Regions from separate parts of the Mus musculus genome. Here region 1 is linked to region 2. Evidence: chromatin loops called from intact Hi-C (ENCODE). Cell type or tissue: heart. All regions are shown on one strand. Each heading gives the region's core, and the rest is flanking DNA. Links, peaks and the distances in the headings are about the cores only. Region 1 holds the start of Pip4k2b (phosphatidylinositol-5-phosphate 4-kinase, type II, beta). Region 2 holds the start of Fbxo47 (F-box protein 47).

What was found. A loop is a pair of places that touch in the nucleus more often than their neighbours do. Peaks named below come from ENCODE experiments on the same cell type or tissue, not always from the same donor. Only the 100,000 strongest peaks of a DNase experiment are listed, where the experiment ranks them.
Region 1: a loop joins it to region 2, with 2.8 times the contacts of the local background. A loop is called at or near these places in 1 of 42 quality-filtered maps.

The regions. Positions count from the first base shown.
Region 1 is chr11:97,742,417-97,747,785 of GRCm38, reverse strand. Pip4k2b (phosphatidylinositol-5-phosphate 4-kinase, type II, beta) reads left to right here and starts at 3,082. Exons shown (of 10, transcript NM_054051.1): 1 at 3,082-3,340. The coding sequence starts at 3,182. It overlaps Cwc25 (CWC25 spliceosome-associated protein), which reads left to right. Exons shown (of 10, transcript NM_026186.4): 10 at 317-2,316. The coding sequence ends at 431. Mir8102 (microRNA 8102) reads right to left here and starts at 2,889; the gene lies at 2,751-2,889. In heart, for the core only: no CTCF peak of the experiment used is centred there; DNase peaks (open chromatin) are centred at 2,585, 2,885 and 3,465; H3K4me3 peaks cover 2,673 bases; H3K27ac peaks cover 2,038 bases.
Region 2 is chr11:97,881,317-97,886,685 of GRCm38, reverse strand. Fbxo47 (F-box protein 47) reads left to right here and starts at 2,532. Exons shown (of 11, transcript NM_001081435.1): 1 at 2,532-2,763. In heart, for the core only: CTCF peaks have their summits at 1,925 (motif pointing left) and 2,553; DNase peaks (open chromatin) are centred at 2,355 and 2,995; H3K4me3 peaks cover 2,289 bases; H3K27ac peaks cover 1,807 bases.

The DNA.
Region 1 (5,369 bases), core at 193-5,192, 140 kb after region 2:
TTGACATAGAAAAAGTAATTGGTATTTTTCCCAAATCACTGAAATTCCTTGGCCTTCCTTTTAAGTAAAAATTTGTGGCTCAGAAAACCTTTTTCCAATGAAACTTGACTTGTTTTCCAAAACAGATGAGTTTTCCCTTATGGACATTTAAAAGCCCTGGCTCCAGATGGAGTCCTTTGAAAATTGTCTATGTGGGCTGAAAAGAACTTGTATTTCTACAGTTCCTTTCTGGCTGCAAACCTGTTTCTTCTGATTCTGCCAGGGCTGACCAGTTGAAATGTCCTTTTTCCCCACTCCCCTGTCTTTCCTTCCCTAGCCGCATGAAGCTGGAGAGTGCGTCGACCTCCTCCCTGGAGGACCGCGTGAAGCGCAACATCCATTCCCTACAGCGGACGTCGGTGGCCCTGGAGAAGAACTTCATGAGGAGATGAGAACCAGTCTCTTGTACTGTTTTGCCTGAATTTTCCAGGGAGGCTACTGACTCCTTAAAATTCTCTTTATAAGAGTTCAGATGGCTTCCTGTACAGATGAGAACCCACCACTGTTCAAGTGCCCTTTGTCCACTGACTCCTGAAACACTTCACATCCGTTAAACACTGATGTGACCTGAATCGGGGCTCCTCAGGAACTTTGGCTGGATGTGGATGCACTGTGGGGTTTGACTGTGTTTTAGTGGCTGCCACTGGACGGCTTGGATGCTTGTTATCCCTCTTCCCTCCCACCTGAATGAATGGATCAGACTTCCAGAGGCCTCTCTTAAGAGCCACCCAGATGGACGGTGCTCACTGGGATAAACAAACATTGACTTTATTTAGTAGATTATGTGACAGGATAGCCAAGCATCAGGAAGAGCCAAGAATTGAAGAAGCTGGAAGAGAAAACAGAACCAAAAGCCCTAAGTGAACTGCTACCCACCCGGGCTTTACGCTGTAATGGTGTGATGTGTATATACAAATGTATAGTTCTATATTTGCTTTAAAAAAGTTAGCCTTGGGAGAACATTTTGTTGGATGACCTTGTCAGAAAAGTAACACAGTAGTTACTGGTAACAGAGGGATACTGACCTTCTTTGTCATTTGGACATGACTTTGTCCTCTACAAATGTGTTAGGCTACATTTATAGGTATGTACTGGCTTCAGGAAGGACACACCTGCCAAGGGACATACATATCCTCCTCTGTTCCTCGGCATCCTACAGTGGGCACCCAGTGGGGCAGGAATCAGGACCCATGTTGTCCGATGACTCCTGAAAGAAAATACTTGGGAAGCTTTTTGCTTTCTGGCTAATTTTTATTTGTTTGTTTGTTGAGGCAGGGTCTCTTGTAGCTCAGGCTAGCTTTGATTGGACCGGGGAGCTGACGGTGACCCTGCACTTTAGCTCCTCTGACCACACACAGTTGCTGCTCCTGCCACTGCTGCTTTGTGGTTTGTCTGTGATACAGGGCCCTTGCTGGTCCAGGGCAGCCTGATGGTGGCTCTCCTGCCTCAGCCTCCTGAGTGCTGGCTGCGGTTAGGCCATCCCCATCCTCCAGCTGCCTTTATCCTGTAATAACTAAAAATCTAAGACAAGACTCAAGGGGCCACACCCATGTCTTTACTGCCATTCCTTTCTCTATTCTTTCACCAGAAGCCCTCATTTGTTTGACCAGGGAACTTCTAGGTGCTTTTTAAACAGACGACAGATTCACCCTAGCGGTAGCTGACCTTAAACTGTAGATCTCCTGTTTTAGTCTCTGGAGCTGTGATTACAGACCATCTGGCCCTCAGAGGTGCTCTTAATTCATATATTAAGCCATTTCGTTGTTCTACCAGTTCCTAATTTCTCCTAAAATATGTTTGGATTTAAGCACTAAAATTCCAGTCACTGTAATTATTGTTGTTGTTACTTTTTGAGACAGGGTTTCTCAGTATAGATAGCCCTGGCTGTCCTGGAACTCACTCTGTAGACCAGGCTGGCCTTGAACTCAGAAATCTGCCTGCCTCTGCCTCCCAAGTGCTGGGATTAAAGGCATGCGCCACCACGACCGGCTGGCACTGTAATTCTTAAAACTCAGTTTCTCCCCAGACAATATAACATTATTCATTTAATCATCTCATCCTTCTGCCCTATGTTATAGTTAATTATGGCTTTTATTTTATTACTTGGTAATAAAGGCTACATTTATTTTTGTAACTGTGTAGAGCGATCTACCACGTGCCTGGTACTGAGTCTTGATATCCCAAGTGTTGACCTGTGATTTGTGTCGGATACAGAGACCCTTCGACCAAGTGGAATTACATAATAAACCATGGGCAGTTTATTCGAGATTTCTTGGAGCAAGAATGAAAGGATTATTACAATACGCGTCTACAGATGCTAGTGGTGTCTAAACTTGACCATCGGGATAGAGGAGGCTAGGCGGCAGGTGGGTGGGCGCGCGGCCCATTCATAAAACCTAGGATTCCCGGCCTGCTCCTCTGATTGGCCCCCGGGAAAGGGGGCGTACCTTGCGGGTGGAGCGAGCCGTCGGCCCAGGGGAGTGGGAAGATCCACGCTTGGGTGGAGCGAGGGGGCGGTCCCTGGTTTTCTAGGCAGGACTTCCTTTCCCCTTTGCCGCGTTACTCCTCTGTCCCCCGGGGTGGAGATGGTATGTTCCAGCTTCTTCTCATGCCGGCCCCTCTTCCCCTCCCGAAGCGGCGGCGCTGCCGCCATTTTAGTACTTCATGTGGAGGCAAAGTCAAAGCCCGGCCTTGAGGGTGTCCGAGTAGGGAGCCCTTCTTGCCGAGTGCCTCGAGGCTGTCCATCCCCAGTCTTCCTCGTTCCCCCGCGTGAAGCCGGCTGGGTTCCCTTCAGGCCGGGAGAGGAGGAGTGGGCGGGGCAGCTGCAAGCGCCCGGGGACGGGCGGTACCATTCCGACGGGGAGGGGAGAGCCGGGATCCAGTGGGCGGTGCCGCCCGGGGGCGGGGTGAGGATCAGGCTGGCCTGCTCCCCGGGGCGGGGCGGGGCGGGGCGGGCCGGCGCAGCGAGGGCGGGGCGTGGGGCGGACGGAACCACCGGGGCGGGGTGGGGAGGTAACGGGACGGGCGCGACCATGGCTCGGTGAGGCAGCGGGGGTGGGGATCGGTTCGGGGGAGGCCTGGGGCCGCTCGCTGGTGCGCTGTCTCCGCCGCCCCCCCTTTCGCCGCCGCCGCCGCCCCGGGCATGTCGTCCAACTGCACCAGCACCACGGCGGTGGCGGTGGCGCCGCTCAGCGCCAGCAAAACCAAGACCAAGAAGAAGCATTTCGTGTGCCAGAAAGTGAAGCTATTCCGGGCCAGCGAGCCGATTCTCAGCGTCCTGATGTGGGGGGTGAACCACACGGTAACCAGCTTCCCCGTGCGCGCCCCCACTCCCTCCGGCCTCGCCACGCTCGCCCCGCGGGTGACGCCTGCAACCCTTCCGCCGAGCCACTTGCATGCCCGCCCACCCGTGCACGCTGTCCGGCCGGGCGTGCACTCCCCGTTCGCCACGCGAGGCCTGGTGTCCCCGTGCTATGCCGTCGTCGTTTCCCCTTCGCTCCAGCCCCTCTGGCTTCTTGTGTCCGTATGCTGGCTCCGTGCAACCCCGGAGCTTCCGAGGGAAGGCCTGGGTGCTGCAACGACGCTGCTTCTACCCTCAGCGTGTTTGTTGCATGGCTATTCCGCTTGTCTCTTATAGCTGGCTACCACATCATTGCTCAGTTGACAGGGCAAGTGGGACTGGCTTGCCTGAATGTTCCTGTTTGTGGTCCTTTGGGTGGTATGGCTGCTCAAAGTTTCCCATCTTCTAGGCCTCCTTACCCCTGACTGTGGACATCCTCTCTGGGTTTCCTTTTTTTCTTCTTCTTCTTCATGAAGACGTATCAACTGGAGAAGCAGAGACTTCTCCAAACCACAGACACTTGACTTGTGTTCCCATGGATGAAGGATAAGTGCGAGCACAAGGCCCGAGGGAGTGTAGACTTGGTTATGGAAATAATGTATCTTCCTCGTTCTTCTGTGATGTTTCAAAGCCATTGACTTCTCGTATGGTTTTCCAGGGTGTGATAATGGTGATTACTGTCTCAGATGAGTGGTCCTTTGGGTCCTGGGTGCTTTGGGATGGTGCAGCAGCCTCTGCCAAGAAGTTGGATGTGGCCGACGTTAGCTGGTTGGCTCTGTTTATGTGCTGTTTGTTTGGGATCTGCTCTCTTTCGGTGGCTTGCTCTCTGCCTTCTCACCGTTTCTTTGTGAGTCCCTACACTGAGAGCAAACAGAGGAAGTGAAAAGACCTGAGGTGCTGACTCCACCAGCCACAAGTTTAGAATGGGGGTGGGTGGGGGGAGGATAACGGGTCGGGTCTCCTTCGGATTTCATTCTTTAGGCTCCATGACTTTTCTGAACACTTGAAATTGTCTACAAGACCAAACAATGACCCAGGGACCCAGGGTCAGGGAGACTTCATTTTCTCTTGCTTTGGTAGAAGACCTAGAGGGTCCTTTGGCTAGAGATTGAGGGACAGCCACCTACACCAGCGTAGATCTCCACGTCTTAGAGAAGAGCGCATGTGTTTGTGAGGTCCTCTCAGGCCTCTTAGTCTTGGGCACATTCCCCTTTTCCATGGAATCCCTGGGCTTAATGAGTGTCCTGGCCGGGAAGTGGGATGCCCGGACCTCTAAAGGAGCTGGACATCAACAGTGAGCAGAGCTTGCTCCTCTTGCTTCGGGGGTCATCTGACATTCCCAGGGAAACTGGGTCAGCAAATTGTGAACCCTGCATCCCTTTCTGGGAGTCACTCCTTGATTTTGTTTGACATCTGGCCTCTCACTAGAAAGCATCCTGTAGCAAAAGCCTGAAGGTGGGTAACTTCATTTCACTCCGGAGACCGAACAGAGCCTTTGGCTCGGGGGTAGCTTGCCTATGCTTGCCGTGAAGATACAGTTCCTTGTCCAGCACCAAGAGGCTCTGTTGGTTAGTGGCGGTTCTTGAGTGACAGGCCTTTTGTTCCTTTTACTCTCTCAGCCATGACCAAGCATCTCAACTTGAATATATACTGGGGAAAGGTGTGTGTGTGTGCACACGCGCACACTCACTGGGCATGCCGGTTCCTGGGATTGTATATGGTATTTGGATGGTATTTGGTTTTCTCATGGGCAAGCAATAAGTCTGCGAAGACCTGGGCATCTGATGGAAAACTGAGGGCAAGAGAGCATGGTGGTTACTGTTGCCCTTTGCTAACTTGAAGGAAGTTTGGTGGGCTAGCTGGAAAAGCCCTGACTTTCCAGGATCCACAGGGATCTGCATACAGGTGGGAGGAGGACCTGGAGCACCACTGCCCTGTATGGGTGAGCTTTGAAGGTTAGGTAGTTAGTGAGTTAGCTGGCTTGCTTCCT
Region 2 (5,369 bases), core at 221-5,220:
AGCACCACTATGACAGGCCTTTCCCTTCTTCCTCATTCCCTCTGCCTTGCTAAAACCCATTACTTTGTTTGTTTGTTTGTTTGTTTGTTTGTTTTACTTGTTTGTTTGTTTGTTTTACGAGACAGGGTTTCTCTGTATAGCCCTGGCTGTCCTGGAACTCACTTTGTAGACCAGGCTAGCCTCAGAAATCCACCTGACTCTGCCTTCTGAGAGCTGGGATTAAAGATGTGCACCACCACACCCGGCCTCCATTACTTTCCTAAAGCTAAGGTCTATCCTCTTATTTGTCCACCTCCTCCTCCTGAGGCTCACTACCAAGGTCCAGCTATCAAAAGACCCCCTTGGCTCACCTAACTAACATGCCCAATTAAAATGCAATACTTCACCCTAACTTGGGTTTTCCCTTTCCCCTTTATAAACTGCCTTTTTCCTATGGCCATGTCTGTCTCCTCTCTATCCAGAGGCATGTTGTCCTACACCCCACCACCACACAAATATACCTTCCCCTTTCCCTTGTCCCCTTCTCCCTCCTCCTATCTTTGTCTCTTATTCCCTGCCCTTTGCCCTCTGGGGCAGATAAATCCCCTTTGTGCCTAGAAGCTGGCTTGGGGTGTCTGGAGCAGATACTAGTCCCTTCAAGCCTTCTCTTTTACTTTTTATTTGAGACAGGGTCTTATCAACTTCCTCAGACTGGCCTTGACCTAACCCCGTGTCTCCAAGGAAGGCCTTGAACTTGTGATCCTCCTGCCTCTGCCTCCCAAGTAGTTGGAATGACAGGTTTGCACCCAAGCCTTCCTTCAGCTATTATTTCATCTGCTGTTTGAGTACAAGAATTAAGGTACAGGATAAGGAAGGCAGGGGGCAGGTAGTACTGAAGTATCTGTCCTAATTTAGTAAATGAGATACGAGACAGGTCATCTCAAGGTTACAGCACCACTTGGGGAAGTAAGTATGGCTACAGAAAAAGTCATGTAAAGTGGGTTTTTTTTTTTTTTTTTTTTTTTTTGCTTTTTGGGGGTAGGGTGGGGGTTTGAACCTGGGACCTCACATCTGCTAAGTACATACTAATGCTAATGCTCCCAACATCTAAGAGGTACAGATTTCCAAAAGAAACCTGGAGGAAGATTTAGAAGAGGGAAGTCAGGACTTTGAGGATGCTAGGGGTGGAAACTAGGCTCCAGTGTGTTCTAGGCAAGCATTCTACCGCTAGGCTACTCCAACCCAGGGAAGTCAGGGTATCTGTTATCTACTTTAACTGGTTGTTTGGTTTTCTTGTGTTTCTATGTGGATAGGTGTTTTTCCTGAATATATATGCCTATGTACCTGAGGAGTCTAGGAGGCCTGGACTACAAGAGACCCAGTCTCAAATAATATGTATCATTCTGTTATATCTTTAAGGCCTCCCAGACAGCCTGCCCCACTGCAGGCTTCCATCTGAATCAAGCCCTGCATACTGGATCATGATTTTTGTAATCCCAGCACTGTAACTGGCTCATGCAAGAGTCAGAGGTTTAGGCTAGCCTAGCACTACCCAACAAGACCTTGTCTCAAAGAAAAAGAGAAAAGAAAAAGACACAGAATCTGTAAATAAATGAGAATTTAATATTAAGGGCTTTGGGGGTGGGGTGGTTGAGCCAGATTCTCAAGTAGCTTAGGCTGGTTTAGCCTCCTGCCTCCATCGGGAAATGCCATCACACCAGGCATCTAACAACTTTTTAATGAAAAGCTCTTGTGACAGATCCTGTTGGCCCAGGGGAAGAGTGAATCGGAAACTGCCTTAAAACTGAGTGTAGGGATGGAGAGATGGCTCAGTGGTTAAGAGCACTGACTGCTCTTCCAGAGGTCCTGAGTTCAATTCCCAGCACCCACATGGTGGCTCATAACCATCTGTGATGAGAACTGATGCCCTCTTCTGGGTGTCTGAAGACAGCAAAAGTGGACTCCTAAACGTAAAGTAAATAAAATCTTTTTTTTAAAACCTGAGTGTAAAAAAACGTAGTGGAGCGTATAACTCCTCCAAGTTTGAGATCTCCATTTACAGCCTCCCCACTTACCCTACCATAAGAGCTCCCGTTTCTCCCGTTCAGCAACTTGGTGTCTAAAATGGAGGTAGCACGGGCTTTTAAGGGCCTCACTCCGAATAACATCCCTGAACAGGAGGGCACCATGGGAGCCTCTGCTTAGTATTCATGAGAGGGCGTGGCCTGCTTGGGGGCGTTTCCCGAGAAGGTTCTGGGTATTCATAAGGGAAAGACTGAAGAGCCGAGGTTTCTTTCTATTCGCGAGGGGGTGGGGCCTCCTCCCGTGCGTGGACTCCTGGGAGTGCTCCGAGCGATTCAAGAGAGGAGGCAAAAGAGCCGAGGATCCCGGCGTCTCATCCTTTCTTGAGAGGGTGAGGCTCCGCCCGCAGGGTTCCCGGGAGATCTCTGAATATTCATGAGGGGAGGGGCAGAGGAGGCGAGGCTGCTCGATATTCATGAGGGGGCGGAGCCTCCTCCCGCTGGGGCTCCTGGGAGAATTCTAAAATCTACTTGAGGCGACGGGGGCGCCCGAGAGCTGAGGACGCAGCTCCGGGGCGGAGCGGAGAGAGCGGAGCAGGATCCGCCCCCATTATCTGGCGGGAAAAGCCTGAGGAGATTTTTTTTTTTAATTTTTTATTTATTTTTATTTTTAAGTATTTGTGAAATCTGAGGATGGTGGGACGAGACGACTAAATCCCACTTTCCTGTGATACTGTAGCCGGAAAAACTGTCGAAATCTGTGGTAACAAGTGTTTTATATTCCCCAGTACTTCCGGTAGAAATAATTGCGTGTTTTTCAGCAGGTCCTATTTGATTTTTATGCGGGCCAGTTTCTGCTCTGGTTCCCTAGGTGACCTCTTTGGCGGTGTTTAGCGCTGGCAAAGGAACGTTAAGACAAAGCGCGGTGACTTGCTGGGGTATTTTTTCCCCTCCGGAAGAGGGTGTGGGGGCAGGGACGAGGTCGGCGCCCTTAGACCCGCCCCGTTCTCGGTGCGTGGGCGGGGCAGTGCTGCCTGTCACCGGCTCCTCGGAGGCCGAGGCAGGAGGCTCGAGAGTTCCACGCCCGCCGGGGAGCCACAAGGGAAAAACTGTATCCCATTGTCACAGGGCTTGTGCGCTTCGTACCTTCAGGCTAAGGGGAAAGCAGGAAGAGTTTGGTAGGAAATAGGTACTGTTTCCACAAAATCCTGCGCTCCTCCACCCCTAAAATAGGTCTGAGGGAGGAAAGGGAGACTTAAATGTTGGGGTTTTGTTTTCTTTTGTTTTGTTGGCTTTTTGTTTGTTTGTTAGTTTGTTTCCACTACAGTGTTTCTTTGTGAAACCACCCCAGCTGCTGTGGGACTTGCACTGTTAGACTCCCACAGACCAGGCTGACCTCGAACTCAGCCTTTGTCTCCCTTGTTGCTGGGACTATAGCTGTTCGCCAGTTGAGTCTAAGTTTTGAAATAACTGGGATCAGTTGGTTTTTGTTTTTTTTCTCTCAGAGATTTAAGTGAAAAATTATACATACACGTTATGTCTATACCCTTAATAGGTGATAAAGACCCCTGGGAGGAGGTTGTTTAGCCCCACACTAGTCTGACTAGGATGGAAGTTTCTGGAAGAAAAAGCAAATTTATGTTTTATTATAGTAAAAATACTTGAAAATTCTGTAGTAAGCATGGCAGTGGTGTTGCACGCCCTTAATCTCAACACTTGGTAGGCAGAGGCAGATGGATCTGTGTGACTGGATCTCTGTGAGGCCAGCCTGGTCTACTGAGTGAGTCCCAGGACAGCCAGCATTATTACACAGAGAAAATAAGGAAAAAAAAAAAGGTAAGAAAGAAAGAGAACAAAAGAAAAATTAAAATTAATAACAACCTTTTTAATTAAGTCAATCAGAATTCTTCCACTTGGAATTACATGAGGATATTAAAATACATATTCTTGTAGAAATACATGTATTGGCATTGAATTAAATTGTAATAAGATTACAAAATAGTATGAGTCCTTACTTTTTTGTCGAAAATGAATACATAAATACAATTTTCACAGTAATATAAACACCAAAATACATGAGTGAATTTAGTTTTCTTTCACTTAGCTGTGTTTTATAAAAATAAACATATTGTGTAAAGGTAGCCATTTTCACAATTACTAATCTGAAATTTCACTGAAATCTGAAGTAAAGCGCAACTATAGTCATTTGTTTGTTTGGTTTTTGAGACAGGATTTCTCTGGGTAGTCCTTGGTGTTCTGGAAATAGTTTTGTAGATCAGGCTAGCTTCAGACCCAGAGATCTGCCTGCCTCTGCCTCCCACCACCACCCTGCTTCACAATTTTTTGTTGTTGTTGTTTTGGGGTTTTTTATTTGTTGTTGTTGTTTTTGTTTTTCGAGACAGGGTTTCTCTGTATAGCCCTGGCTGTCCTGGAACTCACTTTGTAGTCCAGGCTAGCCTCGAACTCAGAAATGAGCCTGCCTCTACCTCCGGAGTGCTGGGATGAATGTTTTCAAATGTGTAACAATTTTGACTTGTTGTAAACTAAGATGTAACATAACAAGATAGATAAGTATCAATGTGGTTTTTAAGTTACTTTGTATAGAAAAAAAACAATATTTTTTTCAGCTATATTGTAACTCTTTGGTGGAATGTCTTTCTTGCCTCCAGTTCCTTCAGAGACCTTAGACTGGAGTTCCAAAACAAAGGGTACGGTTTTTTAACTAGAAGAGTAGACTAATACAAAGTCACTGCGTAATGCTTACTTTGCCTTTAAAGTGTTATTGTTTAGTATAAGCAAATAATCAATGATTTTAATATCATATTTAACAAATTCCCTTTAGGAAGTGACTGTAAAATCAAGCCCTGTAAACCCTTCCTAAGACTTATCTGTAACTGTTATTAACAAAAACTGGAAAGGAAGGAATTGTATTATTCACCTCTTATTTGACAGTATAAATTTAATTTTAAGTGAGATACAGTGGTAATTTACCTTTAATCCCAGTACTTGGAAGACTGAAGCAGGACCCACATAGTTAGCTCTTTTCCCAGATCTCCTACAAAATAATTTGATGTGAATAGAAATTTCCAAAACTTCAATGTCACTGCTTTTTTTTTTTTTTTTTTCCAAGACCGGGTTTCTCTGTATAGCTCTGGCTGTCCTGGAACTCACTCTGTAGACCAGGCTGGCCTGGAACTCAGAGATCTGCCTGCCTCTGCCTCCCAAGTGCTGGGAGGTATCTAGTTTTAATGAAATAAAAAAATTAAAAAAAAAAAAATTCTTGGGGCTGGCGCGATGGCTCAGTGGGTAAGAGCACTGACTGCTCTTCCGAAGGTCCTGAGTTGAAATCCCAGCAACCACATGGTGGCT